Linked DNA regions of Mus musculus: all the other regions are linked to region 1. Evidence: chromatin loops called from intact Hi-C (ENCODE). Cell type or tissue: heart. All regions are shown on one strand.

Region 1 (2,500 bases):
CGAGGACTGGATTTGAGAACACACAAGGCGGTCACTCTGGTTCTCCCCACGCCTGTATCTAAGAGGCAGGACCGCTGGCACCAGCAGTGTTTTACAACCCTCAGGACGGAGCTGAAAGGAGCTTATGGAAATGCAAGACATAAGGAACACTCCCAACTCCACGGATTTTTTCTTGGTTTGGGAAGTAAGAAGGGGACTATGAAATAGTGCCAGGTAGCTTTGAAAGTCACACGAAGGTAGAAAAGGATATTCTAATATGGCATTTTTACTGACTATACCACTTATACTTTCTATAATGAAACGTCGAGTTGACAGTCTAGGATGTGACTGTACACTTTAATCTATCTATGTCTTCCATCCTTCTCATTTCTTTGGCTTCAGGCGAAGCTTCTGAAGGGTTCCATTTGGTTTGGGAGCAGCACCTTGCCTAGGTATTCAACCACATACCACGTGTGCTCTGGGGGAAGTATGTCCCTTAGTTCTCCCGACAGTAGAGACTCTCTTCGGTTCTAGTTCCCTTCGCTTCAAAGAGCCAAAGGTTATGACTTGCCCGAGAGTCCTAAGGATATGTACTCGTTGGCACTTAGATACTGGGTGACAAATCTTACCAGCGGCCCTGTCTCGGCCACGTATGTTCCCTGTCAGGAACTCAACCGCATTGTGCTAGCTGACAAGCAAAACATGTAGTCTCTGTGGACTAAAAGTACTCCGAGGTGTGACATCAGCTCAGAGCACACACATGTCCCCCAACCCAGCAGCAGCAGCGATCCCAGAACTCAGCAAAAGCGACCTTGGGAGATGTTGTTGTCTTTTCTACACGTGAAGCCCGGGGGCTGAGTGTGGACGCTCGTCGGGGACCCTGCACCGCGCGGCCTTCCCGCTGGACTCCAGGCCCGGTCTCTCGGCCCTCCACCGGCCTCGGCCGGCGGGGCTCACCCGAGACGCCAGGCACAGGGGCACCCCGAACTCCCCGGGGCAGCGCTCAACCGGCCGCCCCGGCTCGCTTCCCGCCCCGCCGTCCAGGCCGCACGGCTCCCGGTTACCTGCGGGCGGCGGGAGGAGGCTGGCGGCTCCGCTCCCTCTTGGCCCGCGGCTGGCTCCGACGCTCAGACCCCGGCTCCTCCACCCACAGACACCCCCGAGGACCCGGCTCCGGCGGCTCTCCGAGGGCCCGGAAGCGGCTCAACAGCCGGGCCTTCAGTTCCTCCGACGCCACCACCGAGGCGCGAACCCGGAACCGAGCTAGAGCGGCCGCACAGGTGCTGCGAGGGCGCGGGCCCGGGTAGGTGTGGGCGCCAGGGGAGCCTGCGCCGCACGCCTGTTCCCGGCAGCCGGCTCTGGCGGCAGGGAAGCCTCTCTGCGTGTGTCTTCAGCCCGACTGCAGGGGCATCCCGGTTTTCATGTTTGGGTTTTTAACCAGCCGCTTTTGAGTTCATTTCCGCCCGAATCCAAAATGGCCACCTCTGGCTTCAGACAAGTAAGGGGGCGGGGAGGAGGAGGAGAGGAGTTTGGGGCTGAGCCAGAACTTTTCCGGTTGTGACTGCCCCCTCAGCATCCTGGCCACCAGGATTGGCCTGCTGTCAGAGAAGATATGTATGTATGTATGTATGTATGTATGTATGTATGTATGTATGTATGTATGTATGTATGTATTTAGTGAAGTCAGAAATCATGGCGATTAACGCTTGAGACTTAATTAAGGCTTAAGGTTTCAGATGGAAAACCTGGAATCATAATTCAGCGAAATAGTACAATTAGAAGGAATGTCACGCAAGACCGGAGAGGACCGGACAGGAGGGAAGAAAGTGAAGAGGAGAAAAGGGGAAGGGAGGAGAGGGGAAATAAGGATGGGGGGGGGGTGTGTGGGAAAGGAACGGAGGAAGAGAAGACTACACCTGTGATAGAATTACCAGCTCCAATATCCGCTGACTTCTTGTTCTCTTCGAAAGTTCACCTTCGTTACAATAACCGAAGACTAAATGATCAACCCATTTGCGTGTGGGAGGTCGCAGCCAGCCTCTGCCTTCCTGGTAAAGAATGTAGATAAAGTAACATCAGCTACCACGTCCTGTAAGGCAAGTCAGAATGAGACCAGGATTGTCTTGATCAATTTATTTTGTGCCTTTCTTTTCCTGGAGGAGTAGAATTGAGCCACTTCAACCAGGGCAAGAAATCCACTGGGAGGATGATGCATTCCTGACTCACATCTATGCTGTATCGTTCGCTCTGGGTGCTTGCTCGCATTCTCATCCATTCTTTGATCACTAATCCTAGTCCAGCTGTGGATGGGATCCTGGGTAGCATGTAGCCTGTTTTCTCAAACACGATGGTCACCTACTCCTCTAAAATTAACACTAGAAGACAGTTCCCTGCTGCATGTGTAAGACATGATTGGAAGGGACACACTCAATACTTCTACCATCTACTCACTTCATTTATCCTGGTGTCACTCAGGTTTCTAAATAAACCATCTCTTACATCTCTGCATTAAGATTCCAGA
Region 2 (2,500 bases), 150 kb after region 1:
AATGAAGTAATTATGTCCAAAAAACCAAATCTATGTGCTCTTTGCAGTGGATTAGCAACAGAGCTTTAACGAAAAATAGAGACTCTACATTAGCATTTTAAAAGATTTATTCACTGCTCCCTCACAGTTGGTTCAGTGAGAGGTATATTTTTCTAACCATGGGTGGTCTTATTTTTCTACAGACATTAAGGAATCTCACAAAATTTCCTTTTTCTTGGTGTAGCTGATATCATACATATGTAAAAAAAAAAAATAGTAGGCTTTCGCATGCCAAGGTCTTAATAATAATGAACTTCCTACAGAAATTATACAGTGTATGTGACCGTCAAGTGAGTAAAGTGGACCAAGACCAGCTGACTGAACATCTCAATCCAGTCTTGCATAAAGCAAAAACCACCACGTCCGTCTTTATTCCACACACCCCACCATGATTTATGAATCTCAAACTGAACACAAATTGGTGATGTGACAGAATTCATTTCCAAGCTTCCATGGGATTTATCTATTGAGGAATCCAGGAGAGTGGGGCAGAACAAAAAACAAAACCTAGGAAATATGGGATTTATCTCGCCTAACCTGCCTCTTAATGAGGTTATAGATTAATGTAGCAAGGACATCATCAGATGCTGTCAGGACACCTCCAAGCCAAAGAGGACCTCGCGCCCCCGCAGGGCCCATCCTTTATTCCACCCCATCATTTTCTCCTCTTTCTTTCCTTCCCTGCGTCCCACCCCTTCTCGTGTCTAGCTCTGCCCCTGGACATCCCATGGTCAGCCGGGAAACACCTAAGGACCTGCTCAGGGCGGAGCCCGGGTCATCACCTTTTGAGGTATCTGGCGTCCTCGCCTTGCATGGCGGCGGCGGCGGCGGCAGCGGCGTGGGGAGAATGGGAGTGTCTGAGAATCTGGGAGGGCTACTTCCGGAGACCCGGCCAAAGTACCCTCAAAGCAGAGCGGTGACAGTCCCAAGGCCTGCAAGGCGGGGCGGCGGTGGCGGTGGCGGTGGCGGCGGCGGCGGCGCAGCGGTTACCACGGTGAACCCGCCGGCTCCTCCCACTGCTCCTGGGCCCCAAAACACTGGAGCAGCCCAGACCCGCCCAGAGCCGTCAGGGCCGAACTCTCCGCAAGGCGCATGCGCTCACGCGACAGCTACAGTCTGCGCAGGCTCAGGGTGAGGCTCCTGCGACAAATCTGACGCTCCCAGGAACAGCGCAGGAAGGGTTTGGTACTGATCTGGGAGCCTGTGATTTAGAGGCATATTCCTGGTCACTGCCCCCTGGAGGATGGGAAAGGAAGAAGCATTGCAAGCTGCAAAATTGGAACGTAAAGTCCTTAGCGTGAAAGGAGACAAGGTAACCAGTGAACCTTCTAGCTAACTAATGATGGTGATCAGACTAGCCTTTGACAACAACTTCTTTGGTGGAGCTTCTATTTTGGAACATGTAAAAGGTTCTGCATTGATTGCACTGAATTCTAGCTGGTGGAAATAGTCTGTGATGTGGATTGGATCAACTTTGAAAGTGGCATTTAAAATCCCAAAGTAGAAAACACTCCCTTCCATTATAACAAGCCAACTTCTGAACTTCCAAATCGTCCACTGATTAACTTTAACTCAAGATTCTTGAGAAATTGTTTCTTCTAAGGCAAATAATTGCTGACAATTTGGAGAGAGAAAAGAGCCGCTTTTTAGCCAAAGCAAGCTGTCTGCTCTGCTTTGAGATCCTTTAACCTGTCCATCACCGTCTTCTGGTATCACATTGTTAGCCATTCCTTCAAAAGAGTTAATAGTGATAGATTTTTATGCATAAAATGTCATGCAGAGAGACATTAAAGAGATGTTTTATGCCCCTACCAACTCACACCAATTAAATTTATTTCTGATAAAGTTGTAACTATTCTTTCAATTTATCAATAAGGAATTCCAGGCAAACTACATTCTCCATATTTATCAAAGTCTTCTTAACAAACTGTCACAAAGTTCTGTCTTATCGTTAAGGTAGTCATTATCTGCAGCTTTTTCTCTCCATCCACACTCTGATGATTAGTCTAATCGGTTCACACATGGGATTCTTCCTAACTGGACTTTCTATTTCAAATATTGATTATTCAAACCAAGGCAAAAAATGCACAAATTATCGTTCACAACATCTTTAACAATAAAAGCAAGGCACACTACTTTAAAGCAGTGGTTCTCAACTTGTGAGTCATGACCTCTCTGTGGGTGGAAGGACCCTTTCACGAAGGTCTCTAAAGTCATTGGAAAACACGAATATTTACATCAAGAGTCATAACAGTAACAAAAGTACAGTAGTTACGAAGTGGCAACCAAAATCATTTTATGGTTGGGGGTCACCACAACGTGAGAAACTTATTAAAGGGTCATAGTGTTAGGAAGGTTGAGAACCACTGCTTTAAAACTTCTGTAAAGGCTGGCAACGAAGCCTGCCTCCACCTCTGAGAATGTGAGTTCTATCTCTGGGACCCACACCATGGGAGGAGAG
Region 3 (2,500 bases), 530 kb after region 1:
AAAACTCTCAACTGAGATACTCTCTCAACTCAGAACCAAGAACTCCCACAGAGCAAAGACTTCTGGAGCTTAGTTCCCACCAGTATCTCCTACAGCATTTGACAAAAGTGAACTCCTTGAGGAAGGGCCAACAGAACAACAAATAGGAGATTTGGAATGTTGCAAGGGGGAAAGTATAATTTTATACAGATGTATTTTATTGGCTTTTATTATCTCTTGCTGGTGCCTTGATTTGCATTCACAAGCAAGGCAAAACCTTTTAAAATACCATAATTACTGACTCTATTAAGATTAGTGATAAATCTTGTCTTATAGAAAATGTATAAATAAAATGTAACAGAAAGCACACAAGTAGGTTTAAAATTGTTGTTGAGTCACTAGTAAATGGTTATTGTGTGCAGAGGGCAAGCTGAATCCACTACCAGATTGTGACTAATACATTCTATTCTGGAGTTAATGTATATCTGTTTACACATTTAGTCTATGTTCAAAACTTGAACGAAACTAATCCTTTTGGATGGTATTTTGCCTTTCAAATATATTGAAAATAAACTCATCTTTAAGATAAGCATGTGTGGCATCCTTGAATTTTGGAAAACCTGTTACATTTCAAAGTTCAAAGATTACAAGAAAGATGTCAAACTTTTTTCTGATACTTATATAACTGAACTGCTCATTTCAATTGCTGGTGTCATATTTTATTTTCCAGTATACTCCTTTACTTCAACTTGATTAAAAATATTGACTCTCGAGTCGAAAATTAATATTCTTTAAAAAAATTTTCAATGTAGCCAATGTAATGTTTTCAGTTGTTTTTAGTAAAAATAATGAAAAAAAGAAATGGTTTAAAAAACGCTGACCTACACATACATGGACAAGCTTTGCATCTTCTAATTTTCTAAACTCTGCTTAAAACGGAGAAATGGAAGCTCAAGAAGATAGCTTTAGACAAAAGAAAAAAAAATCACCATTTAGGACTTGAGTGTGGTGTGTTGAGGGACTTCTATAGGCAGGAGGAGACCAGCAAAATATCTTGGCATAAGGATTAGGTTCTTAGACTCATTCATCATAGAAACAAGAAATCGAAATCTGCTAGATGTTATTGTCTAGAAGTGAACTGGCCAATGCTTAAATCTCAACCCTACACCCTGTTTCTCCATGACTTAGAACCTACAAGCCAAGGATGCTCCGGTACCGCCCACCTCCCAGGCAATACAGGCTCCGCCCAGCTAGTCAGGCAGTTCCGACCTGTAGGCCTCCTCTGTCACTGCCGCTCTACCTGTTTTCCTCAACCCTTCCTCATATTCCCATAACCCCCACTTCCCCCCAAAGATATAAAGCAAGAAGAACTGGAACGTGTAGCAGAGGCCTGTGAGTGGAAGCGAAGGCCGTGCTTTTGTAGTCCACCGAGTCAGGCTTTCAGGCATCGCTCGGGGCAGCCCCACAGGTACCGGGTCCCTGAATGCAGAGGGAGGCCTAGCGCCACAGTTCGGCACGCTGATTGGCTGTTCGCCGCGCCACTGAAGGAACCCGGATGTGCCTGTGGAGCTGTGTTGGCAGTCTGCGCGCGGAGATTTGGGCACTCTTTGGGTGCCCAGGGCTAGGCGGATGGCTCAGGATTGGGCGGGCTTCTCTGAGGAAGAGCTGAGGAGACTAAAGCAGAATAAAGGTAAGGTGTACTTGCGCGCGGGTGTGGAGTCTCGAGTCTGAAGGACAGGAGGCCGTCTTAGTGGGCGAGGGGGCGTGGGGGCTGGAACTCCAAGTTGGGGGACAGGGGTGGTGGGATTCCCTAGGTGTCTTTGCTGCAGAGGCCAGAGGGACGGCCCAGGGGTTTCTCTTTTAGCATCTGTTTTCTGATGATTTGATGTTTTCCTGTAAAAAGGAATGAGGTTAGGAAGAGAAAGCGAAGCCACCACCTGAATGGCCCCTAAGGGAGGCTTTTAACCCAAACCAATGGTTGTAAACTTGGGTTCAGGGTGAATGAAGACTAATACTGCATATACAGCATCATAATTGTGAACTTATAAAACCAGATATTTGGGAAAGGTGTCATGAGAGTGAATCAACGCAGAAGAAGTGGTATTTATGATCCATCCGCATTGCCTTTACTTCTGGCTACCAGATGAGTTTGCATTTCTTTCCAGTTCTTGGGAGTCAGCAAACTAAAAGGACTTTTCGAGAGGTTAGATTTGAAGTGCGTGTGTGTATTTGTGTGTACATGCACAGTGCACTTACATGTCTGTCTCTTCTGCCTTCAGGGACAGTGGAAATCTGCTGCCCCGGATGGGGCGGGGGGCTTTCTGGAATAATTATAGATCACTGTATGGGCTTGCGATAACGCTGCTTCTGATTTATTAAGTTTTCCAGTACTTGGTAGGAAAGGATGTAAAATGCTCTTGACCTGTGATTGCAATTTCACAAAAATGTCTGTGGTAGGCTTGGAAATGCCCATCACTTCTGTGAGAACTTTGTGCCACTCTTGGCAACATTTTAAAAAGTA

What was found. Hi-C counts contacts between places; a loop is a spot of excess contacts. Peaks named below come from ENCODE experiments on the same cell type or tissue, not always from the same donor. Only the 100,000 strongest peaks of a DNase experiment are listed, where the experiment ranks them.
Region 2: it touches region 1 in a loop (2.6-fold over the local background); 4 of 42 quality-filtered maps call a loop at or near these places.
Region 3: a loop joins it to region 1, with 2.3 times the contacts of the local background. A loop is called at or near these places in 5 of 42 quality-filtered maps.

The regions. Positions count from the first base shown.
Region 1 is chr1:163,928,730-163,931,229 of GRCm38, reverse strand. Scyl3 (SCY1-like 3 (S. cerevisiae)) reads right to left here and starts at 1,465. Exons shown (of 14, transcript NM_028776.5): 1 at 1,044-1,465. In heart, no CTCF peak of the experiment used is centred here; DNase peaks (open chromatin) are centred at 1,249 and 1,489; H3K4me3 peaks cover 2,172 bases; H3K27ac peaks cover 1,423 bases.
Region 2 is chr1:163,778,224-163,780,723 of GRCm38, reverse strand. It overlaps Kifap3 (kinesin-associated protein 3), which reads right to left and starts at 1,141. Exons shown (of 20, transcript NM_001305643.1): 1 at 822-1,141. The coding sequence starts at 853. It overlaps Gm51663 (predicted gene, 51663), which reads left to right and starts at 1,184. Exons shown (of 2, transcript NR_165475.1): 1 at 1,184-1,351. In heart, a CTCF peak has its summit at 1,279 (motif pointing left); a DNase peak (open chromatin) is centred at 1,153; H3K4me3 peaks cover 1,392 bases; H3K27ac peaks cover 922 bases.
Region 3 is chr1:163,402,692-163,405,191 of GRCm38, reverse strand. It overlaps Gorab (golgin, RAB6-interacting), which reads left to right and starts at 1,523. Exons shown (of 5, transcript NM_178883.6): 1 at 1,523-1,669. The coding sequence starts at 1,609. In heart, no CTCF peak of the experiment used is centred here; a DNase peak (open chromatin) is centred at 1,471; H3K4me3 peaks cover 1,669 bases; H3K27ac peaks cover 1,353 bases.